Regions from separate parts of the Homo sapiens genome. Here region 1 is linked to region 2. Evidence: read pairs that join two places in POLR2A ChIA-PET (ENCODE). Cell type or tissue: CD4-positive, alpha-beta T cell. All regions are shown on one strand. Links, peaks and the distances in the headings refer to the core of each region. The heading gives the core; the rest is flanking DNA.

Region 1 (10,200 bases), core at 2,020-6,019, 110 kb after region 2:
TTTTTTGAGATGGAGTCTTGCACTGTTGCCCAGGCTGGAGTGCAGTGGCATGATCTTGCTCACTGCAACCTCCGCCTTCTGGTTCAGGTGAGTCTCCTGCCTCAACCTCCTGAGTAGCTGGGATTACAGGTGCCCACCACCACACCCAGCTAATTTTTTTTTTGTATTTTTATTTTTTATTATTTTTATTTTGAGAGAAGTCTCACTCTTGTCCCCCACGCTTGAGTGCAATGGCTCGATCTCTGCTCACTGCAACCTCCACCTCCCAGGTTCAAACAATTCTCCTGTCTCTGCCTCTCAAGTAGCTGGGATTAAGGCCCCTGCCACCACGCCTGGCTAATTTTTGTATTTTTTAGTAGAGACGCGGTTTCACCATGTTGGCCAGGCTGGTCTCGAACTCCTGACCTCGTGATTTGCCCACTTGGGCCTCCCAAAATTCTGGGATTACAGGCATGAGCCACCACACCCGGCCTCTGTTTCTTTTTTTTTTTTTTCTTTTGAGACGGAGTCTTGCTCTGTCGCTCAGGCTGGAGTGCAGTGGTGCAATGTCGGCTCACTGCAAGCTCCGCCTCCTGGGTTCATGCCATTCTCCTGCTTCAGCCTCCTGAGTAGCTGGGATTACAGGCGCCCGCCACCACGCCTGGCTAATTTTTGTATTTTTAGTAGAGACGAGGTTTCATCATGTTGGTCAGGCTGGTCTCAAATTCCTGACCTAAGGTGATTTGCCCACTTTGGCCTCCCAAAGTGCTGGGATTACAGGCGTGAGCCACTGCACCCAGCCTTATAACTTATTTAAAATTTTTAAGCATTTTTTGTTTGTTTGTTTAATAGAAATGGGGTTTCACACTATGTTAGCCAGGCTGGTCTTGAACTCCTGGGCTTAAGTGATTTTCCTACCTTGGCTTCCCAAAGCCCTGGAATTATAGGCATGAGCCACTGTGCCTGGCCCTGCCTCTGTGGTTCTGTAGAATGAAGATGCTAATGGTACTTCTTCATAGACTTGCTCTGAGGAATAAATAAACTGGTGATCTCAAGCCCTGAGAACGATGTCACATGTTCTCTCTCTCCACCACCTCTGTCCCTCAGGGTTTAAAAGCCCCAGCTGGGATCCTCTGGGGATAGCAAGTCAGTCCAAAGCCCTGGCCACCAGCAAATGGTGAGTTTGAGGGAGGGGCCTCTCCATTTCGGTTCCCACTGGCCCCCCTCTCTTTGGTTTTCATCTCTCTTCTCCCAGCCCCATTTTTTCCTACTCTTTCGTTTCCTTGTTGCTGTGTGTCCTGGCTCTTTTCTCTTTCTGTGTTTGTCTCTCTGCGTCTCAGTCTTTCTGTGTCCTGTTTATCTCTCTGGTGTCTCTTGGTATTGTTTCTCTCTCCCACTCTGTATGTCTCTGACTCATTCTGCTCATTCTGTGTCCTCCCTATTGCTCTCTGTCCCCAGCTCGTTCTTTTTTTTTTTTTTTTTTTTTTAGATGGAGTCTTGCTCTATTACCCAGGCTGGAGTGCAGTGGCGGTGGGATTACAGGCGCCCACCACCATGCCCGTATAATTTTTGTATTTTTAATAGAGAGAGGGTTTCACCAGAGTGGCCAGGCTAGTCTTGAACTCCTGACCTCAAGTGAGCTTCCCGCCTCGGCCTCCCAAAGTGCTGGGATTACAGGCGTGAGACACTGTGCCCAGCCCCAGCTGATTCTCTTTCTTCTCTCCTCCACACTTATCTTACCCCAACACTTTCTTCCACCTTGCTCCCCTTCCCCTGCCCCCGCACCCCACAGCTTCCAGGTCCCTAGTCTCAGTGTCCCCTGTCTCCTTCCCTTTATCTCTTCCTTTTCTCCTCCTATTTCTCTTGGTTTCTCTTTTGGTCTCCATTGTTTAATCTTCCTTTTAACAAATATTTTTTGAGGCTGGGCACAGTGGTTCTTGCTTGTAATCTCAGCACTTTGGGAGGCCAAAGCCAGAGGATCACTTGAGGCCAGAAGTTAGAGACCAGTCTGTGTAACACAGCAAGACTTCATCTGGACAAAAAATTAAAAAATTAGCTGGGTGTGGTGGTGCATGCCTGTAGTCCCAACTACTCAGGAGGCTGAGAGGAGAGGATTGCTTGAGTCCAGGAGGTCGAGGCTGCAGTGAGCTATGATTGCACTACTTCACTCCAGCCTGGGAAACAGCAAGATCCTGTCTCTAAAAAACTAAAAAAACAACCCACCCAAAACCCACAATTATTTTTTGAGCATCTGCTGTGTGCCAAAGCTTATTTTAAACACTGGAGACACAGGAGTGAATAAAACAGGCAAAAATTCCTGCTCTCGGCTGGGCGTGATGGCTCATGCCTGTAACCCCAGCACTTTGGGAGGCCAAAGCAGGAGGATCACTTGAGGTCATGAGTTTGCGACCATCCTGAACAACATAGTGAGATCCTGTCTCTACAAAAAATACAAAAATTAGCCGGGCATGGTGGTGCATGCCTTGTAGTCCCAGCTACTCGGGAGGCTGAGGTGAGAGGATTGCTTGGAGGTCAAGGTTGCAGTGAGCTGTGACTGTACCACCGCACTCCAGCCTGGGCAAGAGAGCAAGACCCTGTCTCAAAAAAAAAAAAATTCCTGCTCTCAATGGAACTGAATATTAGTGGGAACACAGACAAGAAATTCAGTTAATAGCCGGGTGCGGTGGCTCATGCCTGTAATCCCAGCACTTTGAGAGACCTAGGAGGGCGGATCACCTGAAGTCAGGAGTTCCAGACCAGCCTGGCCAACATGGTGAAACCCCGTCTCTACTAAAAATACAAAAATTAGTTGGGCGTGGTGGTGGGTGCCTGTAATCACATCTACTTGGGAGGCTGAGGCAGGAGAATTGCTTGAATCCAGGATGGGGAAGTTGCAGTGAGCCAAGGTTGCACCACTACATTCCAGCCTGGGTGACAGAGTGAGACTCTGTCTCAAAGAAAAAAAAAAAAAATTCCTGTTCTTAATGGAACTAAATATTAGCGGGGACAAAGACAAGAAATGTGATTCATAACTTTGAGTGAAAGCAGGGTAAGGGTGATGGGGATGATGGAGGGTGTGGTTACTGGGTAGAAGCCCAAGACTGGTGAGGGTGAGGCTGGCAGGTCTCTGGGGGCTGAGGGAACAGTAAGTGCAAAAACCTTCGGGGTGGTGTGCCTGGCTTGTTGAAGGAATAGCGAAGAGGCCAGAGTGGCTGAAGCAAGAGGGAGTGGGGAGAGCAAGAGGAGGAGGTGAGGCAAGAGAGGACAGGCAGCTTGATCAGGGCCTCATGGACCACAGAATGCAATTTTTTTTTTTTTTTTGAGACAGTCTTACTCTGTCACCTAGGCTGGAGTGCAGTGGCGCGATCTCGGCTCACTGCAACCTTCATCTCCCTGGTTCAAGTGATTCTCTCGAGTCTCAGCCTCCTGAGTAGTTGGGATTTCAGGCACGTGCCACCACACCCAGGTAATTTTTGTATTTTTAGTAGAGACAGGGTTTCGCCATGTTGCTAAAGCTGGTCTCAAACTCCTAACCTCAAGTGATCCACCCGCCTCAGCCTCCCAGAGTGCGGGGATTGCAGGCGTGAGCCACTGTGCCCGGCCACAATGTGCACTTTGGATGAGGTGGGAGCCATGGGAGGCTTCTGAGGTGAGGAGGGTGTGCGCTGATTCAGATCTCAAGACCTTCTGACTGCGATGTGGAGAATGGACTGCAGGGGGCGATGGTGGAAGCCAGGAGCCCAATGAGGACACCACCGCCCTGGTTCAGGTGAGAGACCATGGTGGCTGTGCTAGAGTGTTGGCTGGGGAGGAGGGGAGAAGTGGTCAAAAATCCGTGTGTGGGCTGGGTGCAGAGGCTCACACCTGCGATCACCTCCCAGCACCCTGGGAGGCCAAGGCAGGAATATCACTTGGGCCCAGGCGTTCAAGCCCAACCTGGGCAACATAGTGAGACCCCGTCTCTACAAAATAAAAATAAACTTTTTTTTTTAAAATGAAAAAAGTAAAAGCAAGGCATGGTGGCTCATACCTGCAATCCCAGCATTTTGGGAGGCTGAGGCTGGAGAAATGTTTGAGCTCAGGAGTTCAAGACTAGCCTGGGCAACATAGCGAGACCCCATCTGTACACTAAATAAAAAATCAGCCAGGCGTGATGGCTTGTGCCTGTAGTCCCAGCTATTCTGGAGGCTGAGGCAGGAGGATTGCTTGAGTTAAGGAGTTGAGGCTGCAGTGAGCTGTGATTGTATCACTGCACTCCAGTCTGGGTGACAGAGTGAGACCTTGTCTCAAAAAAAAAAAAGTGTGTGTGTTGTGTGTGTATACTGATAAAAATACACATAGCATAAAGGTTACCATTTTAATCATCTTACCATCTTTTTTTTTTTTTTTGAGACAGAGTCTTGCTCTGCCACCCAGGCTGGAGTGCAGTGGGGCGATCTCTGCTCACTGCAACCTCCACCTCCCAGGTTCAAGTGATTCTCCTGCCTCAGCCTCCTAAGTAGCTGGGATTACAGGTATGTGCCACCATGCCCGGTTAATTTTTGTATTTTTAGTAGAGACGAGGCTTCACCATATTGGCCAGGCTGGTCTCAAACTCCTGACCTCAGGTGATCCACTGCCTCGGCCTCCCAAAGTGCTGGGATTACAGGCATGAGCCACTGTGCCTGGCCCATTTTAACTGCTTTAAAGTGCACAGTTTCGTGGCACTAAGTACATTTACAGTGTTGTGCAACCATCACCACCATTCATCTTTAAAATGTTTTCGTCTTCCCAAAATGAAACCCCGTACCCATTAAACACCATCTCCCCATTCCCCCTCCCCTCAGCCCCTGGCGAGCACTCATCTACTTTCTGTCTATATAAATATGCCTGTTCTGGACATTTTATATAAAAGCAATCATAACATACAGGGCCTTTTGTGTCTGGCTTATTTCACTTGAGTCATGTTTTCTTTTCTTTTTTTTTTTTTTGAGATGGAGTCTCGCTCTGTCGCCCAGGCTGGAGTGCAGTGGCGCAATCTCGGCTCACTGTAAGCTCTGCCTCCCGGGTTGATGCCATTCTCCTGCCTCAGCCTCCTGAGTAGCTGGGCCTACAGGTGCTGGCGACCACGCCCGGCTAATTTTTTGTGTTTTTAGTAGAAACGAGGTTTCACTGTGTTAGCCAGGATGGTCTTGATCTCCTGACCTGGTGATCCGCCCGCCTTGGCCTCCCAAAGTGTTGGGATTACAGGCGTGAGCCACCGCACCACCGCACCCGGCCGCAGCGTCCTGTTGTCAAGGCTTTTCTGGGTGAAAGCAAGTATCAGTGCTTCATTCCTTGTTTTTTTTTTTCTTTTTTCTTTTTTGAGACGGAGTGTTGCTCTGTCACCAGGCTGGAGTGCAGTGGTGCAATCTCGGCTTACTGCAACCTCTGCCTCCCAGGTTCAAGTGATTCTTCTGCCTCAGCTTCCCTAGTAGCTGAGACTACAGGCGCATGCCACCACGCCCAGCTAGTTTTTTTGTGTGTTTTTAGTAGAGACGGGGTTTCACCATGTTAGCCAGGCTGGTCTCAATCTCTTGACCTCAAGATCCACCTGCCTCGGCCTCCCAAAGTGCTGGGATTACAGGGGTGAGCCACCGTGCCCGCCTGCTTCATTCCTTTTTATGGCTAAATAACATTCCATTGGCCGGGCGCAGTGGCTCATGCCTGTAATTCCAGCACTTTGGGAGGCCGAGGTGCGTGGATCACCTGAGGTCAGAAGTTCAAGACCAGCCTGGCCAACATGGTGAAACCCAGTATCTACTAAAAACACAAAAATTAGCCAGGTGTAATGGTGCACACCTGTAATCCCAGCTATTCAGGAAGCTGAGACAGGAGAATTGCTTGAACCAGGAGGTGTAGGTTGCAGTGAGCTGAGATCGCACCACTGCACTCCAGCCTGGGCGACAGAGTGAGACTCTGTCTCCAAAAAAAATTTCCATTGTATGGATAGGCCACATTTTGCACATTTTGTTTATCCGTTCATTTGTTGATAGACAGTTGGGTTGCTTCCACCTTCTGGCTATTGTGAATAGTGCTGCTGTGAGCATGCATGTACAATATTTTGTTTGAACTTTTTTTTGGGCAGAGTCTCGCTCTGTTGCCCAGGCTGGAGTTCAGTGATGCAGTCATAGCTCACTGCAGCCTCCAACTCCTGGGCTCAAACAGTCCTCCTGCCTCAGCCTCCTGAGGAGCTGGGACTACAGGTGTGCGCCACCATGCCTGGCTAAATTTTTATTTTTTTGTAGAGACAGGATCTCCCTATGTTGTCCAGGCTGGTTTTGAATTCCAGGGCTCAAGTGATCCTCCTGTCTTGGCCTCCCAAAGTGTAAGAGATTACAGGCATGAGCTACCATGCCCCGCCTGATAATCTGTGTTTCATTTATGGAGGAACTACCAAACAAAATCTGTATATATATATATATTTTTTGGGACGGAGTTTGGCTCTTGTTGCCCAGGCTGGAGTGCAATGGTGCGATCTGGGCTCACTGCAACCTCCGCCTCCCAGGTTCAAGCGATTCTCCTGCCTCAGCCTCCCGAGTAGCCGGGATTACAGGCACGCACCACCACGCCTGGCTAATTTTTATTTTTAGTAGAGACAGGGTTTCACCATGTTGGCCAGGCTGGTCTCGAACTCCTGACCTCAGGTGATCCACCCGCCTCGGCCTCCCAAAGTGCTGGGATTACAGGCGTGAGCCACCACGTCCACTATGCCCAGCCCTGAATATTCACATTTTTTGCTGCAAAAATATTACCACGTCTGATGGGAGAGAAGGGGGCGCCTGCATCAGGCCTCTGAGAGTGTTACATAATGCATGGTATTCACTCAAAATTGCCTTTCTAAAATTGGAACAATTCTGAGTTCTGCAACTCATCTGTCCCCAAGGACTCCTGCTAAGGGCTTGCGGACCTGTAATTTGGCCCACTGCCAAACCTAGATTCATCTTAATTATTTGCTCAACATTTATTTAATGGCTCAGGGAAAAAACTAACTTTCTGGTAATTTTTTAAAAGTAGAGAATGACGTTCATTTAGTAAGTTCCCATTGTCAATGACATGCTATTTTTAGTGTTGTGTGGTTAGGCGAATGCGTGTTTGTGTTTGTGACGGCCTGGATGAGTGTGTCTGTGCATGAGGGTGTGGTTTTTGTGTGACTGAGTGTGTATATGTGAGTGTGAGTATGTAAGTGTGAATGTGTGTATTTGACTGTTTCAGTGTGCATCTGTGTGATTGGGTGTATAAAAGTGTGTTTGCTCCTCTAATCGCAGCACTTTGGGAAGCCGAGGTGAGAGGATTGCTTCAGCTCAAGTTCAAGACCAGTCTGGGCAATATAGCAAGACCAAGTTTCTACAAAACATTAAAAGATTAGCAGATTAGCGGGGTGCGGTGGCGTGCACCTGTGGTCCCAGCTACTTGGGAGGCTGAGGCAGGAGGCTCTCTTGAGCCTAGGAGGTCAAGGCTGCAGTGAACTGTAATTGCACCGCTGCAATCCAGCCTGGGTGGTGACAGCGAGGACCTGTGTCAAAAAAGTATGCGTGCATGTCTAGTTGAGTCTGTGTGTGATTGTACATTGAGTGTGACTGTGGGTCTGTGTGTGTGTGTGTGCATGTGTGAGAACGTGTATGAGAAGAGGCATGGTGCAGGGTTTAAGGTTTATATACTGAAAGAAAGTTCTCATTTCAGGCGACATCTGTGCCCTCTGCTATTAGAATTTCAGCGGACTCCACAAAATCAGCAAAGAAATAGTGTGCTGTCAATCAATACCCTTTTTGTCCACTAGAGGTCGCCTGTCTACTTTGAGCAGAGGAAACTAATCTATATTTTTACATTTAGTTGCTGGGAGTTTGCAGACACTTCCAGAGATGTGGGAGGTAGGAGTGTGGGGATGAGAGGTGGAGACGTGTGTGTGTGTGTGTGTGTGTGTGTGTGCGCGTGTGTGTAGTTTAGCTATTGCCTTTACTCACCTCAGCTGTACATAGAGCAGCGATCCTCAAACTTACTAGTCTCAAGACTCTTTCATTCTTTCTTTTTTAGACAGGGTCTTGCCCTGTTGCCCAGGCTGGAGTGCAGTGGCCTGCTCATGGCTCACTGCAGCCTTGAACTCCTGGGCTCAAGCGATCCTCCCATTTCAGCCTCCCAAGTAGCTGGGACCACAGGCATGCACCACTATGTCTAGCTAATTTTTAAAATATTTAGAAGAGATGGGGGGTCTTGCTATGTTGCCAGGCTGGTCTTGAACTCCTAGACTGAAGCCATCCACCTGTATCGGCCTCCCAAAGTGCTGGGATTGCAGGTGTGAGCCACCACACCTGGGTGAGATGAATACTATTATAAAAGAGCAAGTTCAGCCCCCTTTTGCCTCTTTGCCTTTCTGCTCTCTGCTATGTAAAGATAAAGCATTCCTGCTCTGTGGAGCAGGAATTCAAGGAGGTATCTTGGCTTCAGAATCACCCAACCTGCCAGTACCTTGACATTGGACTTCCCAGCCTCTAGAACCATGAGCTAATAAATTTCTCTTTATAAATTCAAGGAGGTATCTTGGCTTCAGAATCACCCAACCTGCCAGTACCTTGACATTGGACTTCCCAGCCTCTAGAACCATGAGCTAATAAATTTCTCTTTATAAATTACCCAGGCTGTGGTGTTATTTTATTTTTTATTTTTATTTATTTATTTATTTATTTTTGAGACAGAGTCTCACTCTTGTTGCCCAGGCTGGAGTGCAGTGGCGCAATCTCAGCTCATTGCAGCCTGAGCCTCCCGGGTTCAAGCGATTCTCCTGCCTCAGCCTCCCGAGAAGCTGGGATTGTAGGCACCCGCCACCATGCCTGGCTAATTTTTGTTTGTATTTTTAGTAGGTACGGGGTTTCACCATGTTGGCCAGGCTGGTCTCAAACTCCTGACCTTAGGTGATCCACCTGCCTTGGCTTCCCAGTTTCCCAAAGTGTTGGGATTACAGGTGTGAGCCACTGCACCCAGCCTGTAGTATTTTTTTGGGGGGATGAAGTTTTGCTCTTGTCACCCAGGCTGGAATGCAATGGCATGATTTCGGCTCACTGCAACCTCCGTCTCCTGGGTTCAAATGATTCTCCTGCCTCAGCCTCCCTAGTAGTTGAGATTAGAGGTGCCCGCCACCACGTCCGGCTAATTTTTATATTTTTAGTAGAGACAGGGTTTCATCATGTTGGCCAGGCTGGTCTCGAACTCCTGACTTTACGTGATCCACCCGCCTCAGCCTCCCACAGTGCTTGGATTACAGTTGTGAGCCACTGCGCCCGGCCTGTGGTATTATTTTATAGCAGCGCTGAATGGATGGAGACAGTGGTTGGTCCTAATCCTCAATGTGATGATATTGGGAGGTGTGGCCTTTTGGAATTAGTGCCTTTTTTTGTTGTTTTTTGTTTTTTGAGTCTATCGCCGAGGCTGGAGTGCAGTGGCACGATCTCCGCTAACTGCAGCCTCCACCTCCCGGGTTCAAGCAATTCTCATGAAACCCCGTCTCTACTAAAAATACAAAAAAAAAAAAAATTAGCCAGGCTTGGTGGTGGGCACCTGTAATCCCAGCCACTTGGGAGGCTGAGGTAGGATAATCACTTGAACCTGGGAGGAGGAGTTTGCAGTGAGCTGAGATCACGTCACTGCACTCCAGCCTGGGCCGTAGAGCTAAACTCAGTCTAAAAACAAACAAACAAACAACACCAAATGTACCCATGAAGTGAGTTTAACAGGCAAATAAGTTTCCTTGGGAGACTGAGGTCCCTTAAAGGGGGGACAGCAATATGTGACAAGTGTGTCCCTATTCTAAAGAGGACTGTTAAATCATCTGGAGGCCAGGCGAGGTGGCTCATGCCTGTAATTTCAGCACTTTGGGAGGCCGAGGTGGGTGGATCACTTGAGGTCAGGAGTTTGAGACCAGCCTGGCCAACATGGTGAAACCCTGTCTTTACTAAAAATACAAAAATTAGCTGGGCGTGGTGACAGGTGTCTGTAATCTCAGCTACTCAGGAGTCTGAGGCAGGACAATTGCTTGAACCTAGAAGGCAGAGGTTGCAGTGAGCTGAGATTTTGCCACTGTACTCCATCATGGGTGACAGAGTGAGACTGTGTCTTTAAAAAATAATGAAAAAGCTGGGCGCGGTGGCTCACTCGTGTAATCCCAGCACTTTGGGAGGCCGAGGTGGGCATGTCAAGAGGTCAGGAGTT
Region 2 (13,094 bases), core at 4,284-8,283:
ACTTTTTTTTTTTTGAGACGGCGTCTCACCTTGTTGCCCAGGCTGGAGTGTAGTGGTGTGACCTTGGCTCGCTGCAACCTCCACCTCCTGGGTCCAAGTGATTCTGCTCCCTCAGCTTCCTGAGCAGCTGGGATTACAGGTGCCTGCCACCACACCCAGCTAATTTTTTTGTATTTTTAGTAGAGACAGGGTTTCACCGTGTTGGCCAGGCTGGTCTCCAATTCCTGACCTCTAGTGATCCACCCGCCTTGGCCTCCCAAAATGCTAGGATTACAGGTGTGAGCCACCACACCCGGCCTGCGCCCAGATAATTTTTGTATTTTTTTTTTTTTTGAGAGTCTCGCTCTGTCCCCCAGGCTGGGGTGTAGTGGCACGATGGGTTCACGCCATTCTCCTGCCTCAGCCTCCCGAGTAGCTGGGACTGCAGGTGCCTGCCACCACGCCTGGCTAATTTTTTTGTATTTTTAGTAGAGACGGAGTTTCGCCATGTTAGCCAGGATGGTCTCGATCTCCTGACCTTGTGATCTGCCCGCCTTGGCCTCCCAAAGTGCTGGGATTACAGGTGTGAGCCACTGCGCCCAGCCAACAATTTGAACTTTTATCTGTCAAATCTATATGCATCCTTAGCAAGCTTTGTAAACTGCCTGGTAACTGATAGATCTTGGTTCACTTAGCTTCCCAAATTATGCTGTTATCATCTTGTCTCTCTGTTCTTTAAATATCTGGTTGGGAGGGTATGGAGAGAGAGGGAGGAAGAAAGACACCTCTGTAAGTTTGAAATTATTTGCATCCCCCCCACCGCCCACCACCAACCTTTTTAAAATATAGAGACACAGAGTCTATACCACGCCTGGCCTAAAATAATTTTTTTTAGAGACGGGATCTAACAGTGTTCCCCCAGCTTGGCTATCTTAAACTTCTTAAGGGTAGCTAGTTCTAAGAACTGCTTTTTTCTGGCTAGGCACAGTGGCTCACGCCTATAATCCCAACACTTTGGGAGACCGAGGCAGGCAGATCACCTAAGGTCAGGAGTTTGAGACTAGCCTGGGCAATATAGTGAAATCCTGTCTCTACTAAAAATACAAAAATTAGCTGGGCGTGGTGGCATGCATCTGTAATCCCAGCTACTGGGGGCGCTGAGGCACGAGAATTGCTTGAACCCAGGACACGGAGGTTGCAGCGAGCTGAGATCATGCACTGCACTCCAGCCTGGGTGACAGAGGGGGAGACTGTCTGGAAAAAAAAAATGTTTAAAACAAAAAACTGTTTTTTTGTATGTGTGTTTATATGCGAACCATTTGTGAAAGTGGTCCCAGCATGATGCCACATGTGTCATTTCCAAATATTTCAGTCTGTATTTTTTTCTCTCTCTCTCTGTTTTTTCTGTCACCCAGGCTGGAGTGCAGTGGTACGATCTGGCTCACTGCAGCCTCGACCTCCTGTGCTAAAACAGTTCTCTTGCCTCAGCCTCCTGTGAAGCTGGTACCACAGGTGCATGCCACTGCACCCAGCTAACTTGTAGAGATTGGGGTCTCACTTTGTTGCCCAGGCTGTTATTTGACTCCTGGACTCAGGTGATCATGCCACTTTGGCCTGCCAGAGTGCTGAGATTACAAAAGTGAGCCACCACACTCAGCCATAAATGTGTTGTTGTTGTTGTTTTTGAGACAGAGTTTCGCTCTTGTTGCTGAGGCTGGAGTGCAATGGCGCGATCTCAGCTCACTGCAACCTCCCCCCTCCTAGGTTCAAGCGATTCTCCTGCCTCAGCCTCCCAGGTAGTTGGGATTACAGGTGCCTGCCACCACGTCCAACTAATTTTTGTATTTTTAATAGAGACGGGGTTTCACTATGTTGGTCAGGCTGGTCTTGAACTCCTGACCTCAGGCGATCCACCCGCCTCGGCCTCCCAAAGTGCTAGGATCACAGGCGTGAGCCACTGTGCCTGGACTTGTAAATGGTATTTCAAAGTAAAATATATGTCATTGCATTTATCAAGATAATTTGATTGAGCTTTGTAGGTCCTAGCCATCCTTCTGCCTATTACTGGGCTTTTTGCAAATGCTGTTCCTGTTTCCACAACCTGGAGCATTGTCCCATCCCTTTTATTGTTTCTCTTGCTGTTATTTATTATGTCATCCATCATCATTATACCATTCCTCTGCCAAGAAACATTTAATTTTTGTTTTTGTTTACTATTACAAAAATGTTTTATAGAATATTGTTAGACTTACATTCTTGCCCCTCATTGTGGAAGTATTCCTGTAGTATGAATACAGCCAGAGGTTTTTTAGTTTTGTTTTGGTTTTTTTGAGGAGTCTTACTCCTTCATCCAGAGGCTGGAGTGCAGTGACGCGATCTTGGCTCGCTGCAAACTCCACCTCCTGGGTTCAAGCGATTCTCCTGCCTCAGCCTCCCAAGTATCTGGGACTACAGGCGGCCGCCAGCATGCCTAGCTAATTTTTGTATATTTGTAGAGACGGGGGTTTCACCATGTTGGCCAGGCTGGTCTCGAACTCCTGACCTCATGTGATCCGCCTGCCTCGGTCTCCAAAGTGTTGGGATTACAGGTGTGACCCACCGCGCCTGGCCCAGTGAGAGTTAAAGGGCCAGAGTGGAAGCAGGTCTTTGGAAGCTTGGCTCTGTCTTCCTTCAGTGCAGGGAGTTTGTGTTGTCCATCCCCAGCCTCTACAGAAGCACACAGTGAGTGTTCAATAAGCATTTCTTGGATCAAATGGCCCCTGCTTCTTTTAATGGTCAGTAAACTTTAAATAATGAGATTTTTCTGCAATAGAGAAGAGCAACTGCCTTGTGATTGGAAGCCAGCATATGTTATTCCTAAGCAGTTCTGCCTTTTTTCCACAGAAGGTGGTCTTCTGCCCTGTTAAAGAAGCCCTGGAGGTGGACTGGAGCAGTGAGAAAGCAAAGGCTGCTCTGAAGCGCACGACCTCCGACTACTTTCTCCTTCAAGGTGAGGTCTCAAAGCACAACTTACCCCGGGAGAGCTTTTGGCTCTGATTTCTGCAAATGTGGTTGCAAGGTCCAGATGGTTTTGTGATGTTTGCCTTGGGTGGCATTCTTCATTGGCTAGTTCTCAGTGATCACTTGAGAAAGGGGTGGTCACTTGAAGGGGGTGAGGTCTACCATTGAGCTCTGGGTTCTAATGACTTCTCCTTTTTTTACTTGTTGAAATGACCTCCCTGTCAAGTTGACCTTATGGTAATAGTGTTACAGGTCACAGATTGAGAAACCTCTTTTTTTTTCTTTTTTCTTTTTTTGAGACAGAGTCTTGCTCTGTCACCCAGACTGGAGTGCAGTGGGGTGCAATCTTGGCTCACTGCAACCTCCACCTCCTGGGTTGAAGCGATTCTGGTGTCTTAGTGTCCCCAGAAGCTGGGATGACAGGCATGCACCACTGCGCCCGGCTAATTTTTGTATTTTGAGTAGAGATGGGGTTTCACCATGATGCCCAGGCCCTGAAGTTCTGAGATTATAGGCATGAGCCACCATGTGAAGCCTGATCAACCAACTTCTCTTCACCGCCCCCCGCCTTTTTTTTTTTTTTTTTTTTTGAGACAGAGTCTTGCTCTGTCACCCAGGCTGGAATGCAGTAGCGCTATCATGGTTCACTGTAGCCTCTACTTCCTGGGCTTAAGTGCTCCCCATGCCTCAGGCTCCTGAGTAGCTGGTACTACAAGCACACGCCACTGTGCCCAGCTAGTTTTTGTATTTTTTTGTAGAAGCGAAGTTTCTCCATGTAGCCAGGCTGGACTTGAACTCCTGAGCTCTAGTGAAATCCCCGCGTTGGCCTTCCAAAGTGCTGGAGTTAAAGGCGTAAGCCACCAGTGCTTGTTCCCCTCTTCAGAATTCTTTCTCTGCCTCAAAACCATCCTCACGCTTATGAAAGGTGGGGTTGTTTTTCCTCTTGCTATTAATGAACTACTTATCAGTCCATCTTTGCTGGTGGTCAAGAGACTGTTAGTAAGTATTGGTTGGCTTTTCAGTGTTCTTCCTGTACCTGGCACTTTTTTGTTTGTTTTTGAGATGGAGTCTCGCTCTGTCCCCAGGCTGGAGTGCAGTGGTGTGATCTTGGCTCACTGTAACCTCTGCCTCCTGGGTTCAAGCGATTCTTCTGCCTCAGCCTCCCGAGTAGCTGGGACTGCAGGCGCGTGCCACCACACCCAGCTAATTTTTATATTTTTAGTAGAGACAGGGTTTCACCATGTTGGCCAGGTTGGGCTCACTCTCTTGACCTCGTGATCCGCCCACCTCAGCCCCCCAAAGTGCTGTGATTACAGGTGTGAGCCACCGCGCCTGGCAAACCTGGCACTTTTAATTTTTATTTTAATTTTTTTTTTGGAGACGGAGTCTAGCTCTGTCGCCCAGGCTGGAGTGCAGTGGCACGATCTTGGCACACTGCAACCTCTGCCTCCCAGGCTCAAGCAATTCTCCTGCCTCAGCCTCCCGAGTAGCTGAAATACAGGCGGGCACCACCATGCCCAGCTAATTTTCTTTTTTTTTGAGATGGAGTCTCACTCTGTTGCCCAGGAGAGCAGTGGCGTGATCTTGGCTCACTGCAACCTCCACCTCCCAGGTTCAAGCGATTCTCCTGCCTCAGCATCCTGAGTAGCTGGGATCACAGGCACCTGCCACCACGCTTGGCTAATTTTTTGTATTTTTAGTATTTTTGTATTTTTTTTGTATTTTCACCATCTTGGCCAGGCTGGTCTCGAACTCCTGACCTCAGGTGATCTGCCCACCTCAGTCTCCCAAAGTGTTGGGATTACAGACGTGAGCCACTGCACCTGGCTGCGCTAATTTTTGTATTTTAGTAGAGACAGGGTTTCACCATGTTGGCCAGGCTGGTCTTGAACTCCTGACCCCAGGTGATCTGCCCACCTCAGCCTCCCAAAGTGCTGGGATTACAGGCATGGTAGTTTTTTAAAAAGTATTTTTTTTAATGTTATTTATGCATTTATTTTTTTGAGACGGAGTCTCACTCTGTCACCCAGGCTGGAGTGCAGTGGTGCAATCTTGGCTCACTGCAACCTCCACCTCCCGGTTCAAACAGTTTCCCCGCCTCAGCCTCCCGAGTAGCTGGGATTACAGGTGCCCACCAGCACACCCAGCTAATTTTTGTATTTTTAGTAGAAACGGGGTTTCACCATGTTGGCCAGGCTGGCCTCAAACTCCCAACCTCAGATGATCCACCTGCCTCGGCCTCCCGAAGTGCTGGGATTACAGGCGTGAGCCACCACGCTCAGCTGGATGAACTATTTGAAAGTCCCGAATATCCATTTGTGTAGAAATAAATGGGTTGAGCAGGAATGAGTGTTGCATGTGAGTGGGCTGCACTCAGAAAATGCCTCCTCTTGATAGTGGGATCAGGTGTGGAAGAGGCACCAGCAGTAAGAGCAGAGTCTTTTCCATGTGGGAACAGTGCCTGGGCCCTTTGGGAGAAGCTTGTTGCTCACTGCCTCGCACATAGAAAGCCCTCAGGAAACAATGGCGCTAATTTGCCAAGGTTTGGGTTTGACTTGAGCATCTCTAACTGCTGCTTATGAAAGGAGTCAACTGGGCTGGGCTACTAAAAATACAAAAATTAGCCGGATGAGGTGGTGTGCGCCTGTAATCCCAGCTACTCGGGAGGCTGAGGCAGAAGCACTTAAACCTAGGAGGCAAAAGTTGCAGAATCCGAGATCATGCCAAAGCACTCCAGCCTGGGTGACAGAGCTGAACTCCATCTCCAAAAAAAAGGGGGAGAAACAGAGTCAATCACAGATCATCTACTCCAGAGTTGAAAAGTGTACACGCCAAAAAAAAAAAAGAGAAAAGAAAAAAAGCACATATCTTCACGGATGACAGAGTTCTCTAGGACTTGCTCTGTGCCGGGCGTTTTCCATGTATATCACCTTCATCTCACAAAGGCCCTCAGGCAAGTGCTATTAACACCACCAGCTACAGAGGGGAATCTGAGGCTCAGGGAATTTAAAGTCAGTGGCTCAAGATCACCCATCTAAAACAAAATGGCAGTGCCCACTGGAAGCCAGGTCTGTTTTGATTCCAAAGGTCTTGTTCTTTTTCTTTTTCCCCAGAGACAGAGTCTTGCTCTATCACCCAGGTAGGAGTGCAGTGGGGCGATCTTGGCTCACTGCAACTTCTGCCTCCTGGGTTCGAGCGATTCTACAGGCACGCACCACCACACCCAGCTAATTTTTGTATTCTTAGTAGAGGCAGGGTTCCACCGTGTTGGCCAGGCTGGTCTCGAACTCTTGACCTCGTGAACCGCCTGCCTCGGCCTCCCAAAGTGCTGGGATTAGAGGCGTGAGCCACCGCGCCCGGCCCAAAGTCTTGTTCGGAACAACCATGCACCACTGCCTGCCACAGAAGTCATATAGCTACTGTTTCTTCCTCAACCACCTGTCCACCCCTCCAACCCCGTAACTTCTGATGCTGATGTCCAGTAGCACCTGCACTGAATATTCACTTTGCTCCTAGATATCAGTTTTGTCCCCTCAGTTCAATGACCCCTGTGATGTTGAGATGGATGAGAAAATACTCTGGAAACTGCAGAGGATAAAATCAGGATTTCCTCACTTCAGCACACTACTGACATTCTGTGCTGGATAACACTGTCACGGGGGACTGTCCTGTGCACTGTGGGATATTTAGTAACACCCCTATCCTCTACTCACTAGATGCCAGTAATATCTCCCCACCCAGCTCTAACATCAAAAAATGTTTCCAGACACCACTGCCACATGTCCCCAGTTGAGAACCACTGGATTATGCTAAACTCAAAGGCCAGTTGACTCCTTTCTTTTCTTTCTTTTCTTTTTTTTTTTTTTTTGAGACGGAGTCTCTCTCTGTCACCCAGGCTGGAGTGCAGTGGTGCAATCTCAGCTCACTGCAAGCTCAGCCTCCTGGGTTCACGCCATTCTCCTGCCTCAGCCTCCCGACTAGCTGGGACTACAGGCGCCTGCCACTATGCCTGGCTAATTTTTTGTATTTTTAGTAGAGACGGGGTTTCACCGCGTTAGCCAGGATGGTCTCGAACTCCTGACCTCGTGATCCACCCGCCTCGGCCTCCCAAAGTGCTGGGATTACAGACGTGAGCCACTTCGCCCAGCCTGTTTACCCTTAATTCCATCCCTCAGTGGGTATTATGGCAACAGTCTCATGAGTGCCTATGACCCTTTGCTGGATAATATATCCTATCATGTTTACCACTCTCTCCCAGATGGCATTAATTATCTGTCTTTTTCAGTTTTGAGTTCCAGGGCTTTGGATATGGTAATCAAAACATTAAAACTATGTGCAGTAAATTTCTTTTCTTTTTTCTTTTTCTTTTTTTTTTTTTTTGGTGTGGTGAAAAGCACATAACATAAAATTTACCATTATAACTTAAGCGTATAGGTCAGTAATAATCATACAATGTTTTATTTTATTTTGTTTTTTTCTGAGATGGAGTTTCGCTCTTGTTGACCAGGCTGGAGTGCAATGGTGCGATCTCGGTTCACCACAACCTCCACCTCCCAGGTTTAAGCAATTCTCCTGCCTCAGCCTTCTGAGTAGCTGGGATTACAGGCATATGTCACCACGCCTGGCAAATTTTTTTTTTTTTTTTTTTTTTTTTGTGAGACGGAGTCTCGCTCTGTCTCCCAGCCTGGAGTGCAGTGGCATGATCTCAGCTCACTGCAAGCTCTGCCTCCCGGGTTCACGCCATTCTCCTGCCTCAGCCTCCCGAGTAGCTGGGACTACAGGTGCCCGCCACCATGCCCGGCTAATTTTTTTGTATTTTTAGTAGAGACGGGGTTTCACCATGTTAGCCAGGATGGTCTCGATGTTCTGACCTCGTGATCCGCCTGCCTCAGCCTCCCAAAGTGCTGGGATTACAGGCGTGAGCCACCGCGCCTGGCCACATTTTTGTATTTTTAGTAGAGACGGGGTTTCACCATGTTGGCCAGGCTGGTCTCAAACTCCTGACCTCAGGTGATCCTCCTGCCTCGGTCTCCCAAAGTGCTGAGATTACAGGCGTGAGGCACCGTGCCCGGCAGTGAGAACATTTACAATCACATATTGTGTAGCATCAGGAAGGATTTTTAAGATCAAAGTTAGCACATTAGAAGTGGAAATAATTTAAAAGTGGCCTTGATTTTTTTTTTTTTTTTTTTTTTTTGCCTACTGTAAAGTCAAGCCTCAGTAACATTCTGATTTCAGGATGCAGGGTGGCTTTGGGGGATATCCAAGTTGAGTGGTAAACTTTGTAGGCACTACTCTTGTTTCCATGTTCCTGGCACCTAAGTTGATATATTTTCTCACAGTCTTGTGACAATCTTTGAAGTATAGTTGTTATCCCATTTTCCTATAAGGAGACCAAGGTTGAGCATGGTTGTGATTGCCGAAAGTCATATCCGTGGTTTTATAGACAGTCAGAATTTAGACCATGAGGTTTGTTTTACCTGTGGACTTAGTTTTCAACATATTTAAGATATATCTGTAGTCTGGGCGCGGTGGCTTATGCCTGTAATCCCAGCACATTGTGAGGCTGAGGTGGGCAGATCATTTGAAGTCAGGAGTTCGAGGGCAGCCTGGCCAAGATGGTGAAATCCCGTCTCTACTAAAAAACACAAAAATTAGCCAGGCATGGTGGCACATGCCTGTAGTCCCAGCTACTTGGGAGGCTGAGGTGAGAGAATCTCTTGAACCTAGGAGGCAAGGTTGCAGTGAGCCGAGATCGTGCCACTGCACTCCAGCCTGGGCAACAGAACGAGACTCTGTCTCAAAATAAAATAAATAAAATATCTCTAAACTAATATATCTCATTAAATTTCAGATCTGGAGTTCTGTGAGTTAGGGAAACAGGATCACCACCATAGTAGAAAAAACTCTGGTGCAGATAGTTTTAGACACAAAGATTATCTGAATTCAGGCCCAGATAATTGTCTTCTTTTTCCCCAAGAAACATTTGAATTGTATTTCTGTTAGATAAGCATCATAGTAAAAAGTCTTCAAAGTTTTTGAAGGCAGAAAAAGTTTTCTTTGTTAAACCCTTCCCATTTTTTTGTCTTCTAAATTTCTAGGAGAACTACTGTTAAGTTTTTTAGTATCTTGTTGAACAATGGTTAACAATTATAATCATTTGTGTTTATGTAATCAAACTGTGAAACACCGGTTGGGAACTTGCTTGTGTACACTTGATGGCGTAAATGGTAGGGGAAGAGCATACATACAAAAGTGGCCTCTTTTGCTTTCTTGGCAGCATGATGTTATATTCCTTTGGATGTACCGTCATCTATGACCAGTCTCATCTTGAAAGGCATGCTTATTTTCCATTTTTCCCAGTGCTTGGAATTTGTTTCCAAAATTGTTTCTAGGAACATGACTAATGTGACTGACGATGCCTTAGGAATTCCTAGTGGGGACAAGGTGCTTGGCTGGGATGCATACCTAAGAATATCTCACAAAGAAACCTGATTTTGTTTCACTATTGCCTAATGGCGCACATAGTAGGTGCTCAATAAATAAATATTTTTTGCATGAGTGGTTTTTGCTTGTCTGGTCATTTGCCCTATTGTAGAGGGAGAGTAGTGTGCCCACTGGAGTCCCCACAGGGTCCTTTTGCCTGCATGCCTACCCCTGTGGCACCCATCAGGCTTTTGATTCCAATGTTGCCCTGGGCTCTCACTCACAGGTAGATGTTTTTTATTGCCCCATTCACAATTCAGCCACCTGCTGTCCGCATGCATGTGCTTGCCATGTTTAGATATTGGGTGTTTTTCCAGTTTACTTAATAAGTTAGTGGCCAGACTGTACGCTTCCTGCTGCATTTTTCCACTGTCTTGAGAGTTGGCCTCGCCATCTGTGAGCAAAAGGTCTCTTCTTTTTATTATTCTCCCATGGCATGTTGCAAAACAGTAAGCGTGAGCTGGTTTCCTGTGGCAAAAAAATGACTTTGATTTGTTCTTTTTGAGGTTACTGTGAGTTTATCATAACAGGAGTGCTAAAAATACCGAGTCTGGTATGGAAACAGCATTCACTTACCAGCATGAACAATAACATACAGGTTTAGCCTAGAGCAGGAAGAAATGGACTTCATCTCAAGATGAGAATACTTATCAGAGAATTCTTGGCAATCTTAACTTGCTCAGTCTCTGTTCTGATGAGTTATGGAAAAGTACTTAGACCATCTTTGAGCCACAGAATTGAAGCTGAAAATATTCTTAGACCAAACATTTTGTGAGCACCTGCTATGTACCAGATCTCATAGCTGGGACTAATCAGAGGAAGAGGAATAGAATAAGTGTTCTTGCCAATGTGAAAGACAAACAAATAATTCTACTCCTTGTGAGGACAGCTATAACAGAGGGCTATAGAAACTATCATGTGTTGTTCCTGGTTTTTGTTTGTTTTTTTTCCCCCCCAAAACAGGGTCTTGCTCTGCTTTCCAGGCTGGAGTGTGGTGGCACAATCATAACTCACTATAGCCTTGAACTCCTGGGCTCAAGTTATCCTCTCACCTCGACCTGCAAAGTAGCTGGGACTACAGGCGTGTGCCACCATGTCCAGCTATTTTAAAAAATCTGTTTGTACAGATTGGGGCAGGGAGGTCTTGCTATGTTGCCCAGGCTGGCCTTGAACTCCTGGCCTCAAGAAATCCTCTCACCTCAGTTTCCCAAAGAGGGACTATAGGAAAGCACCACCCTGCCTGGCTCGTTGTTCTGTTTTTAAATACATTTGCATTATTCCATAATAATCAAAGTAATTTATTATGGGAACTTAGGAAACTGAAGGTCTGACCATCTTTGGGGAGTTGTGAAGTCTTGACAGAGGAGGGGAGATCTGAGCTGTATTTCTCGGAACAGGTATTTGCCAGGTGGGAAAGAGGGAAGAATATTGCAGAGCAACACATGCACAGGGCCAGCAGGATAGAGGCTGAGCCTCGGAGGGGACTGGAGCTTGGAGAGAGCAGGCTAGTGGTTTCCCTATTGATAGAATATCAGAATCTGGCCAGGCGCGGTGGCTCACGCCTGTAATCCCAGCACTTTGAGAGACTGAGGTGGGCAGATCATGAGGTCAAGAGATCGAGACCATCCTGGCCAACATAGTGAAACCCCATCTCTACTAAAAATACAAAAATTAGCTGGGCATGGTGGTGTGCGCCTGTAGTCCCAGCTACTCGGGAGGGGGAGGCAGGAGAATCGCTTGAAAACCTGGAAGGCAGAGGTTGCAGTGAGCTGAGGTCGCGCCACTGCACTCCAGCCTGACGACAGGGCAAGACTCCATCTCCAAAAAAAAAAAAGAAATCTATCTATCTATCAGTCAGAATCACTGAGGAAACCGTTGAAAAATGCGGAGTGCCTGCTTGTAGCTCACATTACTGAATCCAGATAGCTAGGAGTGACTTGCATGTCTGCATTTTTCTATAGCACCCAGGTTTCTCAAATCAGCCAAGTTAGGGGAAAGTACTGTCATAGGAAAGGGAAGCCCATTTCCCAGGTCAAAGCCTTTGCTTACTCGTTTATGTTTATTTTATTTTTGAGACAGAGTCTAGCTTTGTTGCCCAGGCTGGAGTTGCAGGTGCAATCTCAGCTCATTGCAACCTCCGCCTTTTGGATTCGTGCAATTCTCCTGCCTCAGCCTCCAAGTAGTGGGGATCACAGGCACACGCCACCATGCCTGGCTAATTTTTGTATTTTTAGTGGAGACAGGGTTTCGCCATGTTGGCCAGGCTGGTCTCGAACTCTTGACCTCAAGTGATCCATGCACCTCGGCCTTCCAGGTGCTGAGTTTATAGGCATGAGCCATCGTGCATAGCCTGCGTTTTTCTTTTAAAATGTGTTAAGCACTGTATTTCAAATTACATTTGTGCACTGAAGCAGGGAGGAAAAAGGAGCTAACCCAAGTAGCTGTTCAATATAGTATTTTGACTGCATACCCTCAAAGTAAAGAAAAATCTCACCTGGCGCGGTGGCTTATGCCTGTAATCCCAGCACTTTGGGAGGCTGAGGTGGGTGGCTCACAGGGTCAGGAGATCGAGACCATCCTGGCTGACACGGTGAAACCTCGTCTCTACTAAAAATACAAAAATTAGCCGGGCGTGGTGGCGGGCGTCTGTAGTCTCAGCTACTTGGGAGGCTGAGGCAGGAGAATGGTGTGAACCCGGGAGGCAGAGCTTGCAGTGAGCCGAGATCTCACCACTGCACTCCAGCATGGGCGACAGAACAAGGCTCTGTCTCCAAAAAAAAAAAAAAAAGAAAGAAAAATCTCTAGCCGGTCGCGATGGCTCACGCCTGTAATCCTAGCACTTTGGGAGGCTGAAGCAGGTGGATTGCCTGAGCTCAGAAGTTTGAGACCAGCCTGGGCAACATGGTGAAACCCTGTCTCTACTAAAGTACAAAAAAATTAGCCAGACATGGTGGCACACTCCTATAATCCTAGCTACTTGGGAGGCTGAGGCAGGAGAATTGCTTGAACCCTGGAGGCAGAGGTTGCAGTGAGCCGAGGTTGCTCCATTGCACTCCAGCCTGGGTGACAGAGCATCTTAAGAAAAAAAAAAAAAGAAAAACTCTAAATAAATATTGAACTCTGCTTAGTAGGGATTTTGTTTTCAGATGAGGTCTTGCTCTGTACCCCAGGCTGGAGTGCAGTGTCACGATCATAACTTACTGCAGCTTCTCCCTCCCAGCTCAAGCAATCCTCACATCACAGCCTCCCAAGTAGCTGGGATTATAGGCAAGTAGCAGGGATTACAGGCATGCAATACCACACCCAGCTGATTTTGGTATTATTTGTAGAGACGGGGTTTCACTGTGTTGCCCAGGGTAGTCTCTGTCTCCTGGGCTGAAGTGAGCCTCCTGCCCAAAGTGTTGGGATTACAGGTGTGAGCCACTTTGCCTGGCCTAGTAGGTTTGTTTTTCACAGTGATAGGGGTTAGCAATTCTGAAACTACTTACTGTTCTTCTAAGATTGAGCAGATAGGTAAGTATAGTGTTAATAGTGAGAATCAAGTTTTCTTATTGTCAGAAAAGGGTGTTCCTATGAATGTGGACAGTGGGAAAGGCTAGAAGGAGCCATGTGGTATTGGATTGGAATTG

The links. Peaks named below come from ENCODE experiments on the same cell type or tissue, not always from the same donor. Only the 100,000 strongest peaks of a DNase experiment are listed, where the experiment ranks them.
Region 1: POLR2A ChIA-PET joins it to region 2 with 5 read pairs; 8 of 35 experiments call an interaction of 5 or more read pairs at or near these places.

The regions. Positions count from the first base shown.
Region 1 is chr19:47,276,715-47,286,914 of GRCh38, forward strand. No RefSeq gene overlaps it. Among named protein-coding and RNA genes, the nearest start is that of INAFM1, 6.9 kb to the left of the region's middle. RefSeq lists a cis regulatory region at 1,682-1,819. In CD4-positive, alpha-beta T cell, for the core only: no CTCF peak of the experiment used is centred there; a DNase peak (open chromatin) is centred at 3,697.
Region 2 is chr19:47,166,956-47,180,049 of GRCh38, forward strand. SAE1 (SUMO1 activating enzyme subunit 1) reads left to right here. Exons shown (of 9, transcript NM_005500.3): 6 at 2,863-2,968. Among named protein-coding and RNA genes, the nearest start is that of SAE1, 43 kb to the left of the region's middle. In CD4-positive, alpha-beta T cell, for the core only: no CTCF peak of the experiment used is centred there; no DNase peak of the experiment used is centred there.